Regions from separate parts of the Homo sapiens genome. Here region 2 is linked to region 1. Evidence: chromatin loops called from intact Hi-C (ENCODE). Cell type or tissue: GM12878. All regions are shown on one strand. Each heading gives the region's core, and the rest is flanking DNA. Links, peaks and the distances in the headings are about the cores only. Region 1 overlaps SORL1 (sortilin related receptor 1). Region 2 holds the start of LOC105369533 (a long non-coding RNA gene).

Region 1 (7,628 bases), core at 1,792-6,791:
ATCCTGGTCATAAGAATAACTCCCTGGTGAGTCACAGCTGATCCCCAAGGCAGCCCGGGTGCCCATCCCCCCACAGCAGACCTAGTTGCAGGAATCAGGAATGGATGCGCGCAGGACAGGGGAGCCAGCAGGCAGGCTGACAGGAAGTAAATTTTATTATCAAGACATGCATTCTACCCTCTGGCCTCACCTGTCTCCTCTGTCTCCACCTTGCCCCCATCCTCACCCCCAGGGGAAAGAAAAGAAGTCAACAAAGCAGGCTTTTCCTGCTAGCTCTCCATGGCATGTGGCCAAGACACCAGCAGCCCAGGGCAGACCCCAGCAATCAAGAACAACCCACAGGTCCCTAGATCCCTTTACTTAATCAGTGGCTTCCGGTTTGTTTGGTTCCTTTTCCATCCATCCCCAAGGATCTCCCCCTGATCTCCCCTTTCCTCCTCCCCAAGCCTTTTTCCATCGCCAATCCCCCACACAGGTCCCACACCCAGAAGACACTGGCCTGGGAGTGGGTGGGAGGGTGGTTTTCCCAGGAACATAACCTTGACGTGCAATCAGCTATAACCACAACCCCGGGGTGTGAACAACCTTCCCTCTCCCCTGTCTAGCTCACAGGGCATAGCTGGAGCTTGATAAATGAGACACAATTAATTGGAGCTGTTAAGGCAGCAGGGAGGGGCCGAGTGCCTCCCCTCAGAAGGCAAACAGAGAAAAATTACATGCCACAGAAACCTCTGAACACAGAAACTGCATCATAAACAACAAACAGCATCTGGCTCATTGGCAGGTCGTTAAGAGTCAAGATAACTCCTCCCACCCCACCCCCCAAAGATCACCTGGCCTAGGGGGGTCCCATGCCCCACTGAAGGTCAGAATCACCTAAGAGGCCCCACTCCACGCCTACCGGCTCTGTCGCCCTCTGCCTGGAGCCCAGGAATCAGTCTTTTTTAAAAGACACACCCAGCCGGGCGTGGTGGTTCATGCCTGTAATCCCAGCACTTTGGGAGGCCAAGGCAGGCAGATCACGAGGTCAGGAGATGGAGACCAACCTGGCTAACACAGTGAAAAACCGTCTCTACTAAAAATACAAAAAATTAGCCAGGCACGGTGGCACGTGCCTGTAGTCCCAGCTACTCGGGAAGCTGAGGCAGGAGAATTGCTTGAATCTGGGAGGCAGAGGTTGCAGTAAGCCAAGATCATGCCACTGCACTCCAGCCTGGGCGACAGAGCGAGACTCCGTCTCAAAAAAAAAAAAAGGAGACACACCCCAACCCCAGGTATTTCTAATGCAGCTTCTTTGGGAAACAATGAATCTAGTTGATTCCCCTGCCTCCTGGCAGGAGTTGGAACTAAATGACGGTAGCTAGAAAGATGTACCATTTTTGGCGGGGGGGCTTGTCTTTGGGGATTTGGGATGGTCATTAAAACTCTAGGATATACTGATGATATATGCTACAATGTGGCTGAACCTCACAAACAATATGCTAAGTGAAAGAAGCCAGATACAAAAGGTCACATATTGCATGATTGCATGACACCATTTATATGAAATGTCCCGAATAGGTAAATCCATAGGGAGAGAAAGCTGATTAGTGGTTACGAGGGGCTGGGAGATTGGAGAGGAGGGAATCACTGCTTAATGGGTAAGGGGTTTTATTTCAGAGCGATGGAAATGTTTTGGAAATCATGGTAGCACAACATTGCGGCGATATTAAGTTCACTGAACTGTTCACTTTAAAATGGCTAATTTTATGTAATGTGAAATATACTCAAATTTTTTTAAGGCCTCTAGGACCTGCAGAGAACATTATATTTCTCAAGTGCTAATCAAGAACCTAGGAGCTTCCACTCTTAAGAAGTGCTCCTTTTATCTCATCTCAAGCCCTCATGCTACCAAAATATGCAGCTAGAATGAGTCATACAGGAGGCAGGCTGTGGACTGGGTCTCTGGCCAAACCAATCCTTCAAAGTGCTGTCAGCGGCATCTGCAGAGCCACAGCATCCGCACAGGCCTCCCTGTCCCCAGCTGGAGAAACAGCCGCAGGCCCAAGGCTAGCATCCACCGCCAGCTCACAACAGTGGATGCCACCCACACCTTGACTCGCCTCGGCATCTTCATCGAACAAGTCCATATCACCCCACAAGTGTTGTCCCTCAGCCCCCTGCGTGCCCTGGCAACCCGGAGAGGTGAAATGATTCACCTCCTATTATTCAGAGTGAGGGGAAGGACCTGCTACCACCCAGTCCTCAAGTTCTGGGTTGTTATAAATAGAGGGGAGGAAGTCAATGGCTTGGATGAAGGGACTGATTACTCATGCGTTCACTTGCGGATGAAGTAGGCACTGAGGTCTGCTAGGTGCCAGGCACCCTGTAGGCTCTTTAATCATTTCTTACCTGTTAGCTCACACAGAGCACTTCTGGGGGAATTAGGGTTGCAAGTCTAAGCCAATGATGAGAAGTTTCCAATAAAACCACCGAAATCTGTATAGTTGTTGAGGCTTATGCAGGAGGTGGGGCCACTGAATAGAATGGGTCACAGGTACCCTCTCTACACCTCTTTCAAATTGGTCAAACCCAAAAATCAGGATGTCCTAGACTCCCACAGCTTGCAGTCCTCACAACTCCTACACAGCCTCCTCCCAAAACGCAGTACAAGGAGGACAAATAAGGCAGTCTGATTCATTTCTCTGCTTCACTAGCAGTGAAATACAAAGAAGCGTTTTTAAAATTCTACAATATAGCATAAAACAAATATCCTGTCCTTCAACTGTGAGGACAGAAGGAGCCAGGCACTCCCCTGAACTATATGACGAAACTGAGGAAGTCAAAGACAGCCTCCTGAGGTCCAAGGAGAACAAGGTTTTCCCAAACCATCCCTTTGCATGGCTTAAATGCTAGGTATGCAAATTGCCTCTCACTGTCCCCTTTCAAGACTGTGTTCTCACTATATTTAGCAGGCTTATTATCCTCCCTGGACTGCTCACCTCAGAAGGAAAGCTGAAATCTAGTTTACGAGCACTCCCGGAAGAGAGGCCCAGTTCATGGAATCTCAGCTCACTCACTTGACTTTTGAGTTTGCTCAAGATGCTTCACCTACAGAACTCCTGAACTACTTTGCTGATGAATTCAGGCTGCCCATTTTCCAGATGAGGAAACAAGGAGAGAATAACCTTGGACTAGAACTTAGCATTCACTACTATCTCCTTCACTGGAGCCATGACCATTCTACAGAGAAAAATACACATATGCCCTTTCCTTTCTCTTTGCTAAAAGGATGATAATCATAATCTCACTGCCTTATAATATCAGTTTAGAGAGCTTATTTCCCTTTCTGATTGATCCTTGGCAGCGAGAACCTATCTACTGTTTACCTCTGTGTGCCACTCTGTCCTGGTGAACCCACTTTGTCAATGAGCGAATATGCTTTGCTGTTTTGGGAGGGGCTCCCTACTAAAAAGAAACTGTGGAAAACTCTCTTTCTCATGAACATAATATCACCCCTTAATTTACCAGTTGGCAAAAAAAAAATGAGGAAAATATCAAAGCCAGAAAGAATCTCAGAGAACAATTAAATGAAATGCCACCTTTTGCAAATGAGATTAAGCTCAGAGACAGACTTTAAGGCAATGTGGTGGTTCTCACTGCCTGAAAACACACGGCCATGTGCAGGAAACACAGTCAGAGTGAGCACAGCAAATACCCCCTCAAGAGAGCGCACCCCAAGCCAGGACTTGCCCTACGTGAGGATTTCCCTGTGAGCCCAAAGTCATTTCTCACAGCTCTTCAGGATGGTTCCAGACCACAGACTTGCCCTCTGCAGCTTCACCATGAATAGCCCCTCACCGCGTTCAGTCAATAAGTATTTATCAAGCACTAACTATATACCAGATGCTATACTAGGTGTTAGTAAAATGGCAGACTCACATCTGCAATCCCAGCACTTTGGGAGGCCAAGGCGGGTGGATCCCTCGAGCCCAGGAGTTCAAGACCAGCCTAGACAACATGACACAACCCCATCTCTACAAAAAATACAAAAACTAGACGGGCCTGGTGGCGCATGCCTGTAGTCCCAGCTACTAGGGAGTCTGAGGTGGGAGGATCGCTTGTGCCCAAGAGATCGAGGCCGCAGTGAGCTATGATCATGCCACTGCACTCCAGCCTGGGCGACAGAGCTAGACCCTGTCTCAAAAAATAAAAAAGAAAGAAAAATAACACGATTCTAGGTCCTGCCTCATAGCTCTGAATATAGTAGGGAAAACACGCATTAAACAACTAATTCCAGGAATGATGATTGAATTACTGTTGTTACACAGGGGACCTAACCTCATATCGGGGAGAGAGTGAGGCTTCACTGAAGACCTGACCTATGTACTGACACCATAAGGATGAAGAGGGAGGAGTTAGGGAAAAGGGGATGGAAAAGTGAGGCAGAGAACATGGACCCAGACCTAAGGCAGGGCAGAGCAGAAGCCAGGAAGGAGAAGGGCCTTGAGACTTGCTGTGTTTGAAAAATTACAAGATCAGTGTGGCCAGGAGAAAGTGGAATTATGTGAGATCTCCAGGTTTTAAAGGTGGAGAAAAAAAAGTACTGCAAAAAAGCTGTGGATCCCTGCTTGAGATCAAAAATTTCACTAGATTACTTAGGATAGACAAATATGCCTGCATAAATCTGAAACAAGTTAGCGGGTTGGTTTGAGTCTTGTTCTCTCCGGTTTACCACCTGTCTAACTACGGGTAAGTCACTTCACCTTTTCAAGCTTCAAGATACTCATCTCTGAAATGAGATGAATAATCATTCTTATCTTCCCCATTTTTCAAGATTGTCGTAAGAATCAAATGAGATGCAGCCTGTGGATGTCATTTCATAAACTTCGACGCACTAAAACATCATTTCTTTTCATTACCAAATGCCTCTCAACCAAAATAAGCCATTCCTCACAAAACGGCTCCACATAGAACATTAACATTAGCGAAAGGCCTAAGAGCAAGCGATGACATATATAAAATGACAAAACACTGCACGCCTGAGTCAAGCTAGGAGCTCCTGCCTAACTGAAACTCACAGGCAGTTTTCTCCTTGATTCCCAGCCGAACTCTGAAACCTGGGGAAACCCAACCTCCAGGTCCCAAGGCTCCAGCCCAGAGGCGACACTGTTTTCTAGCACTTTCCTAACTCCAAGAGAAAAGCATGTAAACATTACATCCCAGAACCGAAGGCCTCTATACCCTACCAGTGGCTTCTTCACCACCCTGTGAGGGCAGCTATAAACAAGACTAATGGAGAAGGGGGAGTGCATTAAACCCATGGCTTGGCCAATTTCTCAGTAATAGGAGATGCCCTCTGGGCTACCAGGAGGTGAGGCAACAGGCGGACGTCCCACAGGCTCTGGTCTGCTAGCTAAACTCCCCCAGCTCTGTTTAGATAGCTCTTTCACCTCTAACCAACTTTCCACATCCACTGCTTCATTTTTCTCCTCTAGAGATTGAAGGCCTTGTTTCTGCAGTAACCGTCCCCCTCCAGCCCACCCATCACCACCACCACCAACAGCACACCTTGCCAAATTCAGCAAACCATGTGCACAGTTAACTGCAGATTTTTTTTTTTTTTAACCACTCAGTGAGAGAATTTCAGGGAACTAAATGTACACAGATGAGGTAAGTCATAGGTACAGAGTCTCAGGTTACTCAATTAATTGAGCACAGGTTCAAAGCATGCAAGTCCTTCCAAACACTTCTGGTTTCACAGGACACTCACCCCACTCTGCTCTGTCCCCACTCCCTGCCATCTCGGGCTCCTTGGCTGAGATCCTTGGGCAGATCAGCACTGGCCTTTCTCCCCAGGTCCCTGGGGCAGAGACAGGTGGAACTGTCTCGCATGTGTCTCCTGGGCTAATAGAGAAATGGGGTCCTTAACTATCTGGGACCTTAACCCTATAGCTTGCTATCTCACAGGTACCTATTAAAGTCTTCCCAGCCACAGTCCCCAAGCTAGCCTTTCTCCACAGGTGGCTCTTAACCCAGGGCCCTCCAGGCTCAACCAGATCATACCAGCCTTTCCAATGCCTCTGGGCACAGAGTTAAAAATTTCACCAAGGCCAGGCACGGTGGCTCACACCTGTAATCCCAGCATTTTGGGAGGCCAAGGTGGGTGAATCACGAGGTCAGGAGTTCGAGACCAGCCTGGCCAATATGGTGAAACCTCATCTCTACTAAAAATACAAAACAATTAGCCGGGCGTGGTGGTGCGCACCTGTAATCCCAGCTACTCAGGAGGCTGAGGCACAAGAATCGCCTGAACCTGGGAGGCAGAGGTTGCAGTGAGCCGAGATAGAGCCACTGCACTCCAGCTGGGTGACGGAGCGAGACTCTGTCTCAAAAAAAAAAAAAAAAAAAATTCATCATGACACTACACCTCAGCTCACCAGCCCCCCAAAGTCAGAAGGAAATCATCTCAGTATCCCTAAAATATTAAAATCCCAACTGAGGGCCCACCCATTGATTCACCCCCACATTTATTTCATGTAAGATTCACCCTAGTCATCTTCCCCCAGGGTTTCTACTCAACAGGCTAGTCTCTCTTCTAAATAATAGAGGTCACATCAGTTACCTTCTTCATTTAAAAAACCCCCAGAAAGGGGGGGAGATAATAAACAACATATTGGTCTCTACACGGCACAAATGCATTTGATATAGGTACATCTTTTTATTGTCCTTGTCAGCCACTCAGATTTGGGATATAATCACATCAGCCTGCCTTTCTGAGAATTCGTAGCTGTGTTTTGAATCTAATTCAGGGGACTGGAGATAAATCATTGTGAAGGGTCCTGATTTTCCAAGCTAAGAGCCTGCAGCAGCAGCAACAGCAATGGCAAGCTAAGTTAAAAGGTCAGCCAAGAAGTGGGGGAGGTTTATATGCAAAGATGAAGACCACACGCCTGTAGTGTTTGTCTTCATGCCAATCTGGAGGGTTGAAGGGAAGAAAGACAGACCCAGCTACATCAAGGTAAGTCAACAAAAGCACAGGAAGCAAAGGGCAGGGCAGGGAGATGGCCCCACTGTTAAGGCACTGTTTACATCTTTCATTGCTAAACAGAACGTGCAGGGTCTGCGCTCCACCTTAGCAAAGCCCGATACAAGTGCAGTGTTTGCGCAAGGCCAGATGAGAAGTGAAGCCACAGAGATCTGGTTCACCCTATGAATAGCCAGCCTTCATTGACTAAGTGACTGACAGAAGGAGGCAACTGTGCAGAGGCATGCCCTAGAGCCAACCACCGGACCCACTTGGCCCTCCACGGTCCCCCTGGTGAGTTCCTACCTAGGAAAGAAGGACCACTGTCTCCTGACACTCAACTTGGCAGTCAGCAGCCACCAATACCTAGGGTCTAGACCCAAGCCCTCCACTCTTGCTTTTATTGCCCTGTTTGCCCTGCCTACACGAGCAGGTCTTTGCAGGAACTTCTCTCTTGGGTGAAGCAGAGGTTGCCTACAGGTGGGAAGAAGAGGCCTTGTCAAAGCTTGTGCTGTCTACACAGTAGCCAAGAGCCACATGTGGCTATTTCAACTTTAAATTCGTTAAAATTAAATGAAAGACACTTCAAGTCTTCAGTCACACTTGCCACATTTCACCTGCT
Region 2 (7,628 bases), core at 1,154-6,153, 230 kb after region 1:
TCTACTGAAACAGAAGCAAAAACTTCTGTGGCTGTAGCCGGGACCATGCCGTTGCTGAAGCATTTGTTAACTCAGTTTCTGCCTCTGATTAATTACTGCGAGGTAAAACTTTCAACTGATAATGGGAAACAGGTCTTTTCTGATTAACAGAAGGCACAGAGAAAGCAAATCGAGGCTTTTCAAACCTTCAATTCGCATTATACAGGTGGGTCCACTAGATGTTGTGGCTCATGATAGATCTTCAGATGTTTGGTGGGCACCCACACAGGCTCCTGATTGTCACCTGGATAGACACAAGCAACTCCTCTTCCCCATATAATTATCTTTCCTTTTTGCCAGCTTTTTGTATGTGACCATATCTTTTTCTAAGGCCTGCAGCATTAAGATGAGTTAAAGAATGGAATGCTTGTGCATCAGCAAAGACTGCAGACACCAGTGCATCTGCCCTTTGATTATTTAAAGGACCAAAAGGTCCTGTTGGAGAGAAAAGAAAGAGCATTTTTATCCTTGCCTCCCTCCCCTCTATTCCCTTTATATTTGCCCTTTGAGCCATAGCTAATTTCATAATTCAGAATGTTCTTGTCTGTCCCTGCAAATCTCTGCTAGTCTTTGCTAGTCTCTACTTTTGTACCTCTTTAGGGCACTGATCAGTAACCTCTACTAGGGCACTGATCTTATATTGCTAGTCTTCATCTATCTCTCTACTTATCTCTATCTCTCTACTTATCTCTCTCTCTCTCTACTTATCTCTATCTGTCTCTATTTGTCTCTGTCTCTATTTGTCTCTACTTTCTTGTCTCCACTTACTTATCTCTACTTACTGACTTATCTCTGCATCTTTCTTGGAAACCTTTTTTATGACCCTGGGTAGAGCTGAAAAATCCACCCTTTATGCTTCAGCAAGAGACAAAACAGGGACCCCAGACCTGGCACCAGATTGAAGGGAACAGGAAGTGCTCTCCCCTCCCCAAAGCAGGGAAACCAGAGTTTGGCCCTTGCAGATTTCCACTCCACATCAGCATCATCCTCAATTCCCTGGAATGAATTGTTGATCATGGCAGTTAACATACTTAGCAAAACAATGACCATTGTAACATTATAGGCTCCATAAATAACATAACCAATGTTTTCAATGAATTTGTGGTTATAGTTGATGACCACTGATTTCACTTCAGAAAGTCCAAATATAGCCTAGAGCAGTGTCTTAAAACTCTGTTGTGAAGGCTTCACTTTGTTTTGCACCAATGTAGTAGTAGAGGTTGAACATTCCCATCATAAAGGCCACAAACACCACAATGAACACATTCAGCCCATATCATGCCTGTGTGCTTATTAAATCTGTTTTTCTCCAGCAGAGGCAGGTTAAACATGAAACTGAAGCTTCAAGATGACTTGACTTGCCCTACGCAAAGCAGCGCATGATTTATTTTTTCCGGAGACTACTGCCAACCAGGCCTGTGTGTCAGTCTGTAAGCATCCAACAGCAGGTCTACTGTACAAATAGGTCTTTTGTCAGACACTTGATTAACCCAAAATACAGCCTTTCCTGTTGGATTAGTACTACCAAAGCCTCCTGTTCTTCTCACTGTGCTGCTTCCCAGCTTTATGTCAACAACTGAGCAATTCTTTTTCCTGGGGAAGCAGACCACAGAGTTGAGGAACTAATAACTAATTGAATTTCTCTGGTATAATCAGAACCAATCATTTCCGTATGCACAGTGCCACCTCTAGATCTTTCAAGTAATAGACCGACGGTTCCTGAGGGCAAGGGTCCCCCAACTCCCGTGGGGACCCTCTCCAGTGGCTCCCAGGAAGCAGGGAAATGAGAACTGTGCTGCAAAGGTCCACGGCAGCACTGCCCGCCGCGGTGGGAGACAATTGTTGCCGTTTGTAAGGGCACTGGCTGTGCCGGATATGCCTCAGTTTATTGAGGTGCTCTCTAAATAAACAAGCCTCAGATTCCACTGGGTCTTAGTACTACCAATTGCTCCAGGTTTTAATGTTGCAACTACAGGAGCGGTAAGTTTTGTAGCTAATTCATTTTCTCGCCCACTAAGGGGAGAGAGAGGAGGTGGCCATTCACTTAATTCAGCAGGTGGAGCTGAGGGGCTAGTAAAACATACCTTTTTCGGTTTCCCTTTCTTTGATTTCCTCCGGTTTCTGTTCCTCACATTCAGAATCTGAAGTTAGTTTTTTACACTCGCCCTCCTCTTCCTCATCTGAATCTGCCTCATGATCTGTTTGAAATGGCTCAAGAGCTGCTTTTATTAGTGCCCACATTGACCAAACCGAGACTGGAATATTTGCTCCACCTTTATATGTTTTTTTAAAAATCTCTGCCAATTCTCTCCCATTCATCCAACTCCATAGTCCCTTGTTCCGGGAACCATGGGCAAAACTGCTTTACTGCACTGAAGAGTGATAAATTCTGAGCACTAACTTTCACTCCCCCCTCTTCATAATAAACGCCTTAAGAAATTTAAATAAGCAGAATGTCTGCTTTCACTTTGTCCCATTGCTACCCTGGTTCTTCCCAGCACTCAGCTTTCCTGCTGAGCTTCTTTTAGACATCCTCAGGTGTCCTCTGATGATGCGTCCTCTGCTTTCACACGCTCTAGCGTTCCTTCACCGGGGTCTTTGTCACCCCACATTGAGCAGCCAGGAACGTTGGGGTGATCAGACCCAACACCAGGTCATGGGGGTGACAAAGCCCGGCGGAGTCAAAGGATTGAGAAAAAGCCAGTTTGAGACAGAGAAGTGGGACCAGCGGGCCATCACGATCGTGAAGGCCCTGAGCCCTGGGAGCCCCCGCTATTTATTTGTAATCCAACAAAGAAACAGGTGGTGAGAATGTGGAGGTCAAAAGGGCAGGCACATGATCTACAGCTGTGACAGTTTAGCATTTATATGGAACATGTTCTGCTACTTGAGATAACGGAAATACAATGGATCTAGGAGCCTAGGAGGGCTAGAAGCAAGGAGCCAGCAAGTCTAGACACATTCCAGAGGACATTATGTCAGTCACGCAAGCCCCACCTCAGCTTTCTTCCCAACGCTCAGCTTTTTTCCTTAACACTTTCTCTTTTATTAGAGACAAGATCTCACTCACTCTGTTCCCCAGGCTGGAGGGTAGTGATATGATCATGGCTCATTGCAGTCTCAAACTCCTGGGCTCAAGTGATTCTCCCACCTTAGCCTCCTGGGTAGCTGGGACTACTGGTGAGAGCCACCTACATGTCTCTTAACCATGAATTATGTTCACAAAAATCCAAACTTCAGAGTCATTTTGTATAGACCTGTGGTTACAAATTCTCAAAGGCGACTTTCTTTTTCTACTAATAACCCAGCCCAAACCAGAAAAATTTACTTCTGGTTTCCTTTGCTCTGATGTGAGTTTTTTTAGTTGGTCCATTGTCATCATGGGTATTGCTCTCCAAGGATCCTCCCTTGCTCTGGCAAGTTCATCTTCTGTCTCCCAGTAGCCATTAAAATAACCACTTTTAGGTTACCAACATTGCTAAATGCATGGGAGGCAGTGAAGGTTTTATTGTCAGCTTTCTATTCTGATTTCCAGCTCCCTTTTAGTTTTGAATGATGAGAATTTCTTTGACCTTCTATGAGGTCATTTATACTTTTATCAATATGATTATCACATTTTATCTTGTATTTCCAGATGTTTGCACTGGAAGGAATGTTTTGGCTATCTAGTCCACCATGTTCCTGGATATGTATGTCCCCAAGGTGGTTTTCATTCCATCCCACAGTTGTTGGCATTTCCTAACAATATCTCCTCAAGGGCTCCATGAGAAACAGTTACATCTGCCGTGTATTCCTCACTAACAACCCCCTCCCCAATTTTCTTTTTAATTACTGTAGTCCTGCTTAACTCTCACTACACAAAAGAATCTTTATTCACCTCTCATCATCCTGCTACTTCAGACAACACTTTAAAGGCACTGGTCCCACAGTTCTAGCTCATAAGTAGAATAAATGGAAAAAGAAAAAATATGTGTGTGTGTGTGTGTGTGTGTGTGTGTGTGCAGTGTGTATCTATTTATATTCATTTCCTAACTACCAATACTTTGCATTTCCAAAATTGCACCTACTACCTCCATGCCCAGTTCTTGTATTTTACAAAAGCCTGTTTGTGGTGAGCCTTCCTGGCTCTGGAGATAGCTTTGTCCTTTCCCATGGCACTGTGACAAAAACTGCAGCTACCTCTGCAATTTTGAAGTCCTCAGGATATCCATCCCTACTCTAGGAAATAGAACTCTGATTTCTCTGTTTGTGATATTAGGCAACTCTTTTCTGGCATCCAAATCAATCAGTTTTCACAAGAATCTGATGATGTTTGTGATCACAGTCGGAGTCTGTGGAGCCCTACCTGTAGATTCCAGCTACCACTAAGATTTCAGATCAGCTGCCACTCCCCTGACTCAGTGAACTCACTGCAGCTTCAGCATGGATTGCAATCTCCGTTCCGAGCCAGGCCACCACATACAGTTTGCAGGTTGTGCATTGAACAGTTTTAAGAAACACCTGTCAATTGAGAAAAATGACAAGATAAGTCTCAATCATTTTAGGAGGTTTATTTGCCAAAGATATAAGCGTGTGCGCCCGGGAGACAGGACTATGCCTTTCTCTGAAGTTGATTTTAAGGGCTCCAAATTTAAAGGGGAAAGAGCGGAATATTGAGAAGTACACAATTTCCATGTAAGAGGAAGGTAGGGAAAAATAGTCATTCATGCCTTTGTCTGGCTCAGTGAATCTACATTTTTTTACATAAGATGACATAGACAAATGAGGCAGAGGAAAACTGCAGGGAATCTGCATTTTACATAAGATAATATAGACAAAATGGGGCAGGGGAACATCAGATATGCATATGTGTCTGGTGGGCTGGGGGTGACTCCACCTATAAATATAAGCTATCATTTTACATTGCCATGGTGAAATTTTAACAGAAATACATTAAAAGATCTTGCAGCTCACTAGGAATTTCCTTGAGGGCAAATGGGGGGAGGCAAGTAGCTTTACATCTTGTAGCCATCTTATTTAGGAACCAAAAGGGGGAGGCGGGTTTGTGTGACCCAGTTCCCAGTTTGACTTTTCCCTTCGGCTTAATGAGTTGGGGGCCTCAATATTTAATTTCCTTTCACACACCATTCATACTGTATTTATCATAGAAAAACAATAAATACGTATCATAGAAATGGTATGATAAATACGTATCATAGATAAATGATAAATATATTCTGGACAAAAAGCACTCAAGTGTCTTCATGAGAATTTTCTACTTCACACAGAGACACCAGGTGGGCTAGAAGCAGTTGCGCACACAGCTCTGTATTCTCATGTGCTCATTTCTAGACACATTGGTGCTTGGTCCATAGGAAGCATCAATGTGTTAAGCATTTGGGTCTAGGAAGCTGCAGGAAACAAAATACTCCTTTATTATCGCAGGCAAGCCTGTGATATAAATTAGAATGTAGGGCTGTGTTGGAGAATTCAGCAAAAAACAGGAGGCCTTTGTGAGACCTGCTCTTTTCTTATTCTTTGTCAGTTCTTCGGAGCAGACCATTCAGTTTTAGGCAGAGAAATTAGATTTGAGCATGTATGCACAGAAACACATCTTTTAATAAGGCGCCCTCTTCCACTGGCCAAGCATGCACCAATGAATCTTCCAAGCTATCAACAATGAGATTAAATACTAGTGTAGGTCCAGTGTAATGAGGGGGTATAGAAGTGTGTCTTCCCCCAGGAACAAAGTGGAAATGTAAAGAGAGGGAACTGTATACTCCCATTCCCTCATTTCTCAGTTACTGTTTTGATTACATTGCTTTGAGAGTTAATAATACAATAAAGAAACAAAATGTTATAAGAAGTTATTACTTGAAAGAAATAAAACAGTATTGTTATTTGTAGGTAATAAAATTCAGGAAAATCCTAGAAGGGTATGTGTGTGTATATATATATATATATATATATATATATATATATATATATATATATATATAAAATAATCATAATTTATTTAAAGAAGAAATATATAAATAGCTTTTACAAAGATATAAACAGATTCAAATAGATGTTAGAAAACAGTGGAGTTTGGTTGAAATTTCCCTTCCATTCCCCCTTCTTTCTTCCTCCCTCTCTCCCTTTACTTCCTTTCTTTGTTTTCTTTCTTTCTTTCCTTTTAAAACTATACTTCAAAAATTAATTATCTGAGATTAAAATTTTGTAACAAGAAGGCATTATTTGTAGTCACAAAAACTGAGAAATCAGCTTAAATTAATAGTAACAATAAAGACTCTAATAAAGTAAAGATATATATTATGAATTAGGTCGGGGTCTGCATGACTACATAAGATAAATTATGAAATTATATTGGTATACAGAAAAGAATATTTCAGAAATCTCTTCTATACTGGTAAAGAAGTAAAATAGTTTCTCTAATGGATGGATTGCATTAATCAACATCAATAAAAATTCCCACCTAATTATTTTATAGAATCCATAAAATAATTCTGAAATTAATTTTGAATAAATTGGTAGGCAATAATAATAAATGATCTTTAAAAAAGAAGAAGAACAGAGCAAGGAAAAAGAGCTATTCCTTTCCCATGTTAGAATGCATTTTAAATGTGGTGCTGACATAAAAACAGAAATTTCAAATATTATGATGGAGTGGAAAGCTATGAGTATATGAAGTTAAACATAAAAATTTTATAATGAGATAAGAATCATAAGTGAGATATATATGTGTGTGTGTATATGTATGTATATTTGTGTATGTATGTGTGTGTATATATGTGCATACATATGTGTATATATGTGTGTGTATTCCATATATATGCACATATTGTATACACTTTGTAACCTCATCAATAAGCAGTACATGAGCAGTTCAGTCACACAAAATGAAAATCAATAGCCATTTTAAAATCTAATATTGTTAGTCATAATAACAAATCATAGCAAGATCTCATTTATATCTACTAAACCCAAAAGAAAAAAAAACAAGCATAATATTTAATTCAGGTATGTCTTCAAGGTAACTGGCAAGTTCTTAACATTTTTTGGCATTACTCATTAATTTATTTTGGATTCCTCTTTGACAATATGCGTTAAAATCCATAGAGATATTTATATCCTTTGTTCTAGTAAAGCATATCTTAAGGATTTATCTTAAAATAATTCAAAAGAGAGAACTATATTCATGATAATGTTTACTGCAGCATTAATTATAAAAATGGAAAATTGGGATAAACTTAAAATGTTCAACAATAGAGGCAATGGGTAGGGAAAGTCTCATTTTAAGACTAGGTTAAACATTCTGTGCTTCTTTCTTTTGTTTTTTGGAGTGCAGTGACATAATCATGGCTTACTGCTGCATCAAACTCCTCGGCTTCCCAAGTAGCTGGGACTACAGGCATGGACCAGCACGCCAGGCTAATTTTTTAAACATTTTGTTAGAAATGGGGTCTCACTATGTTGCCCAGGTTGATCTCAAACGCCTGGGCTCAAGTGACCCTCCCACCTTGTTTGTTACTATTTATCATGTAATTGCCGTGAAGCAGGTATTTTATATACGATCTCTAATTCTCACACTCATTCTGCAAGTTACG

Evidence for each region. A loop is a pair of places that touch in the nucleus more often than their neighbours do. Peaks named below come from ENCODE experiments on the same cell type or tissue, not always from the same donor. Only the 100,000 strongest peaks of a DNase experiment are listed, where the experiment ranks them.
Region 2: a loop joins it to region 1, with 2.6 times the contacts of the local background. A loop is called at or near these places in 2 of 110 quality-filtered maps.

The regions. Positions count from the first base shown.
Region 1 is chr11:121,459,158-121,466,785 of GRCh38, reverse strand. The region is part of intron 1 of SORL1 (sortilin related receptor 1); the gene reads right to left. Among named protein-coding and RNA genes, the nearest start is that of SORL1-AS1, 10 kb to the right of the region's middle. RefSeq lists enhancers at 186-255, 1-1,018. In GM12878, for the core only: no CTCF peak of the experiment used is centred there; DNase peaks (open chromatin) are centred at 1,936 and 3,735; H3K4me3 peaks cover 4,674 bases; H3K27ac peaks cover 4,802 bases.
Region 2 is chr11:121,231,965-121,239,592 of GRCh38, reverse strand. It overlaps LOC105369533 (a long non-coding RNA gene), which reads right to left and starts at 2,790. Exons shown (of 3, transcript XR_948108.3): 1 at 2,124-2,790. It also overlaps the pseudogene TRPC6P5. RefSeq lists enhancers at 1,826-2,365, 2,366-2,905, 2,828-3,017, 2,906-3,445. In GM12878, for the core only: no CTCF peak of the experiment used is centred there; DNase peaks (open chromatin) are centred at 1,362, 2,162 and 3,332; H3K4me3 peaks cover 1,856 bases; H3K27ac peaks cover 2,752 bases.